Linked DNA regions of Homo sapiens: region 1 is linked to region 2. A link is an interaction called in ENCODE POLR2A ChIA-PET data of the cell type or tissue named here. Cell type or tissue: OCI-LY7. All regions are shown on one strand. Each heading gives the region's core, and the rest is flanking DNA. Links, peaks and the distances in the headings are about the cores only.

Region 1 (5,376 bases), core at 132-5,131, 140 kb after region 2:
GCAATTCCAGTTTCTGACTCATCTGCTTCACTTGATTTAGCCAAAAGGCCAAGAAGTGATTGATTCATCTACTTGCTTCAGCAAGTTTAAAAAGAGCAAGGGTTCATTCCCCATTTAATAAATATTCACTGAGTGCCTCCTATATGTCAGGCTCCATCCTAGGCATTCATTATGTTTGCAGCAGGACAAAAAATGGTCAAACATCCCTGCCTTCATGATGCTTACCTTCTAGAAGGGGACGACAGACAAAAAGCAAGTGAATTATATAATGTGTGGATAGTGACAAGTGGTTTCAAAAACCAAAACAAACAAGGAAGTAAGAGTTGAAGGAAAGGTTGCAGTTTTGCAGAAAGTGGTCAAGGAAGCTCTCACTGAAAACAAAGACCCAACAGAAGGAGCTGTGCAGACCAAAAAGTCCCATAAAGAGTCTGGGGACCAGGTCTTCACTAAAAGTCCTCTACTATCCCCAGTAGCATTTTCCGTAATTAAAGGCCTCCCATGAACCCTCAAACTGTCTGCCCTGGCTGGGCACGGTGGCTCACACCTGTAATCCTAGCACTTTGGGAGGCTGAGGTGGGTGGATCACCTAAGGTCAGGAGTTTGAGACCAGCCTCACCAACATGGCAAAACCCCGTCTCTACTGAAAATACAAAAATTAGCTGGGCATGGTGGCGCGCACCTGTAGTCTCAGCTCCTCCGGAGGCTGAGGCAGGAGAATTGCTGGTGGGGAGGGGGCAGAGGTTGCAGTGAGCTGAGATTGCCCCACTTCACTCCAGCCTAGGTGAAAGAGCAAAACTCCGTCTCAAAACAAAACAAAACAAAACAAAACAAGCAAACAAAAAACTGTCTGCCCTAAGGTTAAGGGAATGGAAAGAAAGCAAACTCAGGATAAGTTTCCCTTCTTTTTTTCTCACCTTCCTACCTCAACTGTTTTCTGTTCATCTGTGGCCAAAGACTCAGAAAAATCTGTATGGAAGATAAACAACTCTTGCACAAAATCAGAGGGGTGTGTGACTGAGATATAGTGGGTTCTGGTGGAAACTGCACTGTTGACTGTTCTCCCACGACATGAAAGTAAAAGCAGACACTTTGTCTGAATTGTCAGAAAATGGGTCTCGTTTTGTCACCTCCTAAGATGCCCAGCAAGGAGATCTGAACTCCAAGTGTCATGGACCTTCCCGCAGAGGGGCTGGCCTTATGTGCGCAGCAACAAGGAACTGCTCAGTGGAACCCCAGTCTCACTTCCCCACAGAAGTTACAAAAATACTTATTTTTTTTTCTCATTTCATCCATTTTTAGGTAAAGAATTTTAACTGTTTGGGGTTCGTTACTTCACACTTAAGAAATCTACAAACCACAGGAAATGAAACTTGACTAAATGCAGATGACACAGACAGCCAACTCCGAAAATGTGCTGGGCTCCACTCAGTTCTAGGTGACCTTTAGCAAAAAGAGGGTGTTCTGATGAAACCCTTTGACCATAACCAACAGCCTCCAACTTACAGGATTCTCCCCTCGTATGACCAAGTGGTGTAATCTTTGAGGTCCTGGCAGCACAGGTTGAGTGCAACCTAAAAGAGAATGAGGATTCCACAAGGTCTTCTGGAATGGTACACTTATTGGAAACTTGTTTCAGCATTCAAAAAAACCTGGCCTGTTTCTAAAGCAATGCATGGTTTAAGAGGAATGGCAAATTGAAGCCAACGTTTTTCAAACACATTTCACTTAAAAAAAAATGGCCACTAGAAAGAATGCAACTTATTTTCAAAAAGAATTATCTCAAGAAAGCATGGTTGGCCCATTCATCCATCTCCCTGCCCACAAGGGAATGAATGAATGAAGACAAGATGTGCCACCTCTGAAAGACTGTTAATCTCCCTCTCTCTATAAAAGTGGTACTATGTAATTTCTACTCATTTGGTTACAAATAAAATTAGTAAGTGAAGGATCCGTAGTTTCTGTATGTCACCTACAAACCTGAGTCTTTGTGCTAAAATTGTTCAAATATTCAATTGAATCTTATTCAATACCAATGCTTTTGTATATTGCATGTGGTATATGTGCATGGTGCTTGGCTTATTCTGAGAGCCATTTGGTGGAATAAGAAGAGAGTAAATGAAGCCTCATTCTAGAACTTTCTTTCTAAAGTAAAAAGGCAGAGCAACCCATAGAAGGCTCTAGAAAAGGAACACATACCATGGAAAGGAAAAAGGAAAGAGATGCTACCCAGGTCATGAGGTTTGGATTTGTGTCCTTCCCCAAACCTCATGTCAAATTGTAACCCCCAATGTTGGAGGAGGGGCCTGGCAGGAGGTGACTGGATCATGTGAGTGGATTTTCCCCTGTTCTTGTGATAGTGAGCTCTCACTAGATCTGGTTGTTTAAAAGTATGTAGCACCTTCCACTTCGCCCTCTTCCTCCTTCTCCAGCCATGTAGGACCTGCCTACTTCCCCTTCACCTTCTGCCACAACTGTAAGTTTCCCAAGGCCTCCCCAGCCACGCTTCCTGTACAGCCTGCAGAACTGTGTTCCAATTAAACCTCTTTTCTTTATAAATTATCCCGTCTCAGGTAGTTCTTTACAGCAATGCAAGAACGGACTAATTTACCAGAAAAGTGTGATGGTTGATTCTCTGTGTCAAATTGACTGCGCTAAGGGGTGCCCAGATTAAACATTATTTCTGGATGTGTCCAAGACAGTGTGTCCAGATGAGTTGAACATCTAAATCAGTAAACTCAGTGAAGCTGATCACCCTCCCCAGTGTAGGTGGCCATTACCCAATCTGTGGAGGGTCTGAATAGAACAAAAGGGGAAAGGGGGAGGAATTCTCTCCTTCTTCTTTCTGTGTGACTGATTGAGCTGGGACATCAGTCTTCCCTGCCCTTGTTCCAGAACTGACACCATTGGCTCTCCTGGTTCTCAGGCCTTTGGACTTGGACTAGAATTTCACCACTGGGGCTCTTGGATCTCGAGTCTGTAGAGGGCAGATCGTGGGATTTTTCAGCCTCCAAAATCATGTGAGCCAATTCCTCATAATAAATCTCCTTCTATATCTATGTCCCAGTGGTTCTGTTTCTCTGGAGAACTCTGACTAGTTCAGGAAGAGAATGATTTTGGTTTGGCAGCTGCTGAGAAATGAGGCATAAGCCCAGGTGAGAACAGGTAAACCAGTGACTATCCCTGTCCTCAGCAACTTCGAATAACTGGCTCACCCTCAGAGAGTCACATAGTGAGGCTTCAATTTGTGCCTTCTCGCTGACATGCAGTTCTCTCTGTCTGTGGCATTGTGGCCTTTCCCTTGTCACTATTAGTAAAGGATCTTTGTTTTAGTCTCTATTATCAGAACAGCATCCTGACCACATCATAGGAACTCTTAAGTATGGAAAATTTTCCTCTGCAGAGTCTCCACCCAATGTATCACCATTACCTCATTCTTCCTTCTCCCTATGTGGAGTTATAAACATAGCCCAGGTTCAGTTTTTTACATGTTCTTTATTTTTGCATTGAATATTATATAGAAGGGATTGCAACGCATCTTTAAAATGGCACCTTGCAATAAAGAACCTCACCTCACTTTTAAATAGACATAATCCCTGCTTTTGGGGAGCACACAGTCGAACGGAGTCTTCATTGACTGCTCCCATCATTCAGGGCCTTCTATGCTCAGGTGGAGAAAGTGACCAACCACGCTGTGTAACTGCTGCTGGAGGCAATTCTCCCTTCATCTGACCTCTGACCTGTCTTTTTTTTTTTTTTTGGAGACAGGGTCTCGCTCTCTCACCCAGGCTGGAGTGCAGTGGCACAATCATGGCTCATTGCAGCTTCGACCACCTGGGCTCAAGTGATCCTCCCATATCAGCCTCCCCAGTAGCTGGGACCACAGGCATGCACCACCATGCCCAGCTAATTTTTTAATTTTTTTGTAGAGACTGGGTCTCACCATGATGCCCAGGTTGATCTCTGTCCTTCTTTACCTGTTTGTTGATGTTTAAAATCCCTTTCATAACCAACACATCTTCTCATTTCATAAGTAGATCTGAGGCTTAACATACCAATAGGCTGAGAGAGGTGACACAGTGCACCAATGTGTATGTGCCTGAGTGCATGCCCTTCTGATGATAGAGAAACTGGGAAGCGAAGGTGTAGAGGAGGGAACCCCACTGTGATGGTTAATATTGAGTGTCAACTTGATTGGATTGAAGGATGCAAAGTATTGTTTCTGGGTGTGTTGGTGAGGGGGTTGCCAACGGAGATTAACGTTTGAGTCAGTGGATTAGGAGAGGCAGACCCACCCTCAATCTGGGTGGGTACCATCTAGTCAGCTGCCAGCATGGCTAGAATAAAAGCAGGAAGAAGAAAGAGGAAAGAGTAGACTTGCTGAGTCTTCCGGTCTTCATCTTTCCCCCATGCTGGATGCTTCCTGCCCTTGAACATTAGACTCAAAGTTCTTCAGCTTTTGGACTCTTGGCCTTACACCAGTGGTTTGCCAGGGGCTCCCAGGCCTTCGGCCACAGACTGAAGGCTGCACTGTCGGCTTCCCTACTTTTGAGATTTTGGGTTTGGACTGGCTTCCTTGTTCCTCAGCTTGCAGAAGGTCTATTGTGGGACCTCACCTTGTGATCATGTGAGTCTATACTCCTCAATAAATTCCCCTTCATATATGCATCTATTCTATTAGTTCTGTCCCTCTAGAGAACTCGACTAATACACTCACTGAGGAGGCTTGGAACATAGAAAGTGCAGGTGTGAAAAGAAGGTAAACTTCGTCTCCCCCATCCAAGTACTAACCAGGCCCAACCCTGCTTAGCTTCCGAGATCTGATGAGATTGGGTGCGTTCAGGGTGGTATGGTCGTAGACGGTAAACTTCATCTCCCTGCAGAATCTGCCCAGCACTTCTCTTGCTGAAATGGGGTACCCATTGACAGCAAACCACAATGCATCACATTAAAAGGAAGTTCTTATAAATGGGCTAATGTATCCATGAAGCTAGTATATCCACAAAGTGACAAGGAAATGCTACCTGATTCCGGGAAAGGCACTAAGGTTCCATCTTTCAATCACCTACTAAGAAAGGCCTCCAATGTATACAGACACAATTATCTGAGGGCAGAAGACAGTAACAATGGTGGTAAGGACAGAGCACACTCCTAACTCGTCTGTCATTATCACGTGGGTGGCTCCTACGAATATGAATACAAATTATAGAACTCAGGATGAAGTGTCAGATGCCCAAGAATTAGATCATCAGCCAAAAAAAAAAAAAAAAAAAAAAAAAATGGGCTGAACTCCAAGCAAGTATCACTTGGAATCCAATTTACAGTATTTGGGTTTTGCTTTATAAACACCCTGGCTGACGTGTCTCCCTTCACAAATGA
Region 2 (5,376 bases), core at 215-5,214:
ACAGTGGTGAAAGTCTTTCTTCACAAGGAAAAACAAAGATAAAGAAATACATGAGCATTAATCAGAAATTTTCAAAGCTTGGATTCTAATGATATGCATTATCATTAGACATTCAAATGCTATACATCTTCTGATGAAGCCTCCTTGACAGCAGTCTACACTTATTTCACATTAGAATGCCTAGAGAAATCCTGACTGCCCAGCTGGTCATGGGAACCTTCCCCACTCTCCTCTTGGAGAAATGAAAAGATGTGGCGGCTTCTACTTTTGCTACTGAAGCTGGGTTATATGGACTAGTTCCACTCTCTAAGGGACTGGAAGGTTATTCCATCTGAAAGAACTAGATCAGCAAGACATTTAAAAACAAAACTGAACAGAAACCCTCCTAGTAATCAAAGCAATTAATGAATGGACAGGATGTACCTTCTTGGAACTGGAATGTCACTATGTAGCCTGCTATTATTACACAGAGAACCAAAAGGAATGAAAATAAAATCAAGATGGGCTTTTAAACTTCTCACCCTATTTCTAAATTAAGTGCCAACAAGGGTAGTGGCTGTGCTCGACATTCACGTTCCTTCTCTGGTGTTAACTGCAACAGGGGTGAAAGTATAAATTAAACAAGACAATTCTGGGTCCTCAAAATTTACAGTGAGTGAACAGATTAAACGCATTTCTAGGTGATCTCAATTATCTAACAGATAACAAAAAGAGGAATTAAACACTTGTTTTTTAGCTTTTAAAAGAAAAAAGGCTCTGGGTCCCACGAAACTTGGAATGGAAGAAAAACCAAGTAGTGCAACTCTCAAGAATTGATTCCAGTGTCCTCTTCCTTTTTCCTGTTCTCACTTGTTTTGCTTGTTGGTTCTGTTAAGTCTCTGAACACAGGTCCATCATTCCAACTTACGTGCGGGGCACTGCCCTTCATTTGGCGAATAGGAACTGCAACTGTCACAGGCAAGGCATCCACCCAGATCGTAGGAAAATCAAACCAAATCCTACTGCAAGTCAAAATTCTCTGCTGGCTGAAATATTCTCCAGGGGCTTTTGCCCTGAGATTGAGAAGGCACCCACAGACAGCTCTGTGGGGTGACACACGAGGTCTTGGTGCAGCCTCAGCCTAGGACTCCTGGGCTTGGGCGACTTCTTGGCCTGTTCTCCTGAGATTGCCTTTCACCTTCACAAACTCGGGGGCATTTTCTTGCTCTTCTTGCAATTTCTGCTTCTCAAGTTCAAGCTAAATGACATTCAGAAAAGGAAAAATTATTTACAAACCAAGCAGCCTTTCAAAATACTCTTCTCTCTTTTCAAAGTCCCTGACAACTTTACTTCCCCACAGAATAAATTCTCTCCTGGTCCCCCACTTTTAAAGAAATGGATGGATAGAGTCTGGGTAATTGTGCACAGAAACAGAAGCCACTTGGCTGTCACTGCAAATAGGACCACGAGATGACAAGAATTGAAAAGACAGGGCTAAGGAAACAAATCCTGGAGTCAACGCGCAGTTGCTCTGGAGTCTTCATGAAAGTGAATTTCATTAAATTACTCCAGCACCCTGTGTGAATTCAGTGCCATGTCCCTGTTTTGCTTTTGCCTCTGGGATCTCTTTTAGGTCCTCAGTAGGATTCTTGTCCCTGCCTTGAACATATTTGACCCCATTTGCTGACATTTGTCTCCAATATTTCTTTCATGGTATAAATGTATACACTGGCACGTCTGGTAAATCCTGCCCGCTCCAACACTCCAACATTCTTCAAGACAAAAACAAAAAAAGACAGCTTCCAGCCAATCCCCCTTACCTGCTCCAACTTCTGCTGCCGTTTTAATAGCTCTATTTCCAAGTCAGATTTCTTCTTCTGTGCTTCTTCTTCCTTCTGCTTTATTACTTGGTCTCGTTTTCTTTTTTCCATCACCTTCTGCAATTCTGGTTTGTTCTGAGGAGCAAGACCCCTGCGAAAGAGCATTAACAAAAATAGAAAACGTTAATCTAATGGCTACATTTTTTATGAACAGAAATTTAACTTACAATATCAACCACGGAAAAGTGGTCTACAAAATTAGTATGATACCTACTAGGCTACAGCAGGCAACATGGTGATCTAAGAAATTCACCAGCACGAAAGAAAGGCAAGAGGAGATCTCCAAAGAGTACATAAAATCCATTCATTCAATGACAATGTATTGGCCACGTGCCATGTGCAAGACACTAGGCTACGCAAAGGAGGGCAGTGAGGGTGGGGATGTGCGTACGATGACTGTGATGGGTGCCCATGACAGAGACGGAGATGGTCAGGAAATGAGGGGGCTCTGCATGGAGGGGAGGCTTCCCAAAATCTAGCCCCTGATTTTTTTTTTTTTTTCTGAGACAGAGTCTCACTCTGTCACCCAGGCTGGAGTGCAGTGGCAGGCAATCTAGGCTCAATGCAACCTCCGCCTCCCAGGTTCAAGCAATTCTCCTGCCTCAGCCTCTGGAGTAGCTGGGATTACAGGCGTGCACCACCACGCCCGGCTAATTTTTGTATTTTTAGTAGAGATGGGGTTTCACCATGTTGGTCAGGTTGGTCTGAAACTCCTGACCTCGGGATCCACTCGCCTCGGCCTCCCAAAGTGCTGGGATTACAGGCGTGAGCCACCACACCTGGCCTCTAGCCCCTGATCTTATGCACTAAATGCAGCCTCAAGACCAGCTTAGACAGTAAAATGGCCCTGGAAACCTTCCCACCCTTCATTTTTCAGACTGAAAGGGGGTTCCTGTACATCTAAAGGCACATCTGAGGTTATACCGTTACTGAAGGACATGGCCGTGCAGAACCTTAATCCCCTAATTCTCAGTCCCGTGCTCCTCCACCGAAACCCTTTCAGATGTGTAGTTGATTATTTACAATGAAAGCAAGTCGGCCTTCAGGGAAGTCCTACATTTCTGAGAGATAAATTAGGCTACCATCTCTCCAAATGGGGAGAAACAAGCCAAACAGGCCATGAACTAGCCACCCTCCATCTGAAATATTCGAGAGAAGTCAAGGGAAAGACATGTCTTAGCATTTTCTCTAGTGCTATATCTGTCTGTTTAACTGTTAGCTTAAGATTTGCCTTTTCTATTTCCTTAGGATTTCTCCTATGGCTTTCCAGAATGCTGGATTATCCAGCTCACCTTTCTTCTTATTGTCTTCCTTAGTCACTTATCTTAGCCAGTCTCTGCCAACTCATAAGTAATCTCAACTTGATGTTAAAATTTACCAGGACAATTTAAAATAAAAATAGGACAAACCACCGAACAGGAAAAGCGCTTTCAATTTCAGGCAGCACAGGGTGTAGGTAACAGCGCACACACACTCATGCTACGCACGCAGGCATGTGGTGGAACAGTAATTCAGGCTTTTCTGAACTGCAGGCAACAAGCACTGCTGACTCTGTCCCGGACTCCAGGATGGGCCTGAGCACCTCCCACACACCTCCTGGTCCGGCTGCTGATGACTGCTAATCTGTAGACAAGGGACAGGGTTGTTCTCTAAACGACTCCTATCAACTACCGTGACTAACCAACTAGGAGTCATCTGAGCAACTGTTAAATAACAATTTCCAATATATGTGCTCCGGCCAGAGAAATTCAACAGCACACTCACCTTGATCCCTTTAAAGTCCACACAATCACATCTGTAAACCAATCCTCAATTGCATACTTCCTCATTCATCTAGAATTTCTAAAAATTCTGGCATCTCTCCTATCTAGATGTTTTTAAAAATCACAAAAACTTAATTCAAAGTTGTTGTTTAGAGTAAAAATCGGTATATTCCATCTTTTTTTTTTTTTTTTTCTGAGACAGGCTCTCTCTGTTGCCCGGGCTGGAGTGCAGCGGCATGATCTCAGCTCACTGAAACCTCTGCCTCCTGGGCCCCAGCGATCCTCCCACCTCAGCCTCCTGAGTAGCTGGGACCACAGGCACATGCCACCACGCCCAGCTCTATTTTTTTTTTTTTTTTTCGTTTTTGAGATACAGTTTTCCTCTTGTTGCCCAGGATGGAGTGCAATGGCACAATCTCGGCTCACTGCAACTTCCTCCTCCCAGGTTCAAGCGATTCTCCTCCCTCAGCCTCCCGAGGAGCTGGGATTACAGGTGCCCGCAACCACGACCGGATAATTTTTTGTATTTTTAGTAGAGACGGGGTTTCACCATGTTGGCCAGGCTGGTCTCGAACTCCTGAGCTCAAGCCGTCTACCTGCCTTGGCCTCCCAAAGTGGTGGGATTATAGGCATCAGCAACCACACCCAGCTAGTATAGTCCATCTTTAATGACAGAGGACACACAGTCAAAATAATATATGTCTCCAATTTCCCAATTTTCATTAGCAGAACTTTCCGTTAAAAAAAATTTGGCCAAATTTCCAGGGAAACAAAAGAGGCAGGTGACTTTTGTGATTTAATTATGGTTTATTTCACAGTTATCAAAACTAAATAAACAACAGGATAAAAAATATGCACAGATTAAATCTTTAATCAGCACAATATAAGTTGCTTAAGAGTACTCTGTTCAAAATAAAGGTGTTATTAACCACAGGAAAAGCTGTTTTTAAGTAATCTGAATAAAGTTTTACTCAGTTTCATGACTATCAAAAAGTCTTGATATAACACTACAGACAGAATTAAGGGGTTTAAATTTTAGGATTAAGAATTTAGCTATCTGAATAATTTAAATTTCAAACATTTTTCTTTCCCTACATTTCACTGGCAAAATTAACTTCAACTATTATTCAATTCTCCTGGATTATGCAAAAGCTGCTGAAGATTTGATGTATGACACATTTGGCTGACACTCTATTGCAACCTATGAATGGGTTTAACTATTACACAGTATTCATTTTCCTTTCAAAGATTTTACACAATAGTGACAGTAAGATAAAATATGTAGTAACAAAAAATTCAGGAAAATGGTGCTTATATGATAAATATTCTCTACTTACAGCAGTCAAGAAGTCATATAAATTTAGTTAATATTTTACCACAGTGGATTACTTAACTTTCTGTGCTGAATGCAAAAAGTCAAGCATTGCCCATGTAAGTCTCTAAGTCTAAATGGAACAGAGATAGTGTCGACAGACAGAAATTAGTTTCTCCAAATGTCATAATTAACTACAATACCATCCCTTGCACAAGAATAGTTGGTTCTCTTTAATCAATTCTGACATATACAGCTAACAAGTACTTTCAACCCCTTTATGACAGTATCACCCACGAGTAACAGTAATTCCCAAGTCGGCTTCTCGGTCAGGTAGCTACCTGTGACTACTGAAGCGGGCAAAGCCAATTTAAAAAACTATAAAATTAATAAGTGCTCTTTGCAGAAAAAGAAAAGTAATATACCCATGTGTTAAATAAAA

What was found. Peaks named below come from ENCODE experiments on the same cell type or tissue, not always from the same donor. Only the 100,000 strongest peaks of a DNase experiment are listed, where the experiment ranks them.
Region 1: POLR2A ChIA-PET joins it to region 2 with 5 read pairs; 4 of 35 experiments call an interaction of 5 or more read pairs at or near these places.

Annotation. Positions count from the first base shown.
Region 1 is chr10:14,658,637-14,664,012 of GRCh38, forward strand. The region is part of intron 2 of FAM107B (family with sequence similarity 107 member B); the gene reads right to left. LOC105376429 (a long non-coding RNA gene) reads left to right here. Exons shown (of 5, transcript XR_930691.4): 5 at 1,300-1,945. It also overlaps the pseudogene RNA5SP302. Among named protein-coding and RNA genes, the nearest start is that of FAM107B, 110 kb to the right of the region's middle. RefSeq lists an enhancer at 1,411-1,500. In OCI-LY7, for the core only: no CTCF peak of the experiment used is centred there; DNase peaks (open chromatin) are centred at 1,305 and 2,455; H3K4me3 peaks cover 2,632 bases; H3K27ac peaks cover 3,290 bases.
Region 2 is chr10:14,520,070-14,525,445 of GRCh38, forward strand. It overlaps FAM107B (family with sequence similarity 107 member B), which reads right to left. Exons shown (of 5, transcript NM_031453.4): 4 at 1,800-1,950; 5 at 1-1,237. The coding sequence ends at 1,121. Among named protein-coding and RNA genes, the nearest start is that of MIR1265, 86 kb to the left of the region's middle. RefSeq lists an enhancer at 1-84. In OCI-LY7, for the core only: no CTCF peak of the experiment used is centred there; no DNase peak of the experiment used is centred there.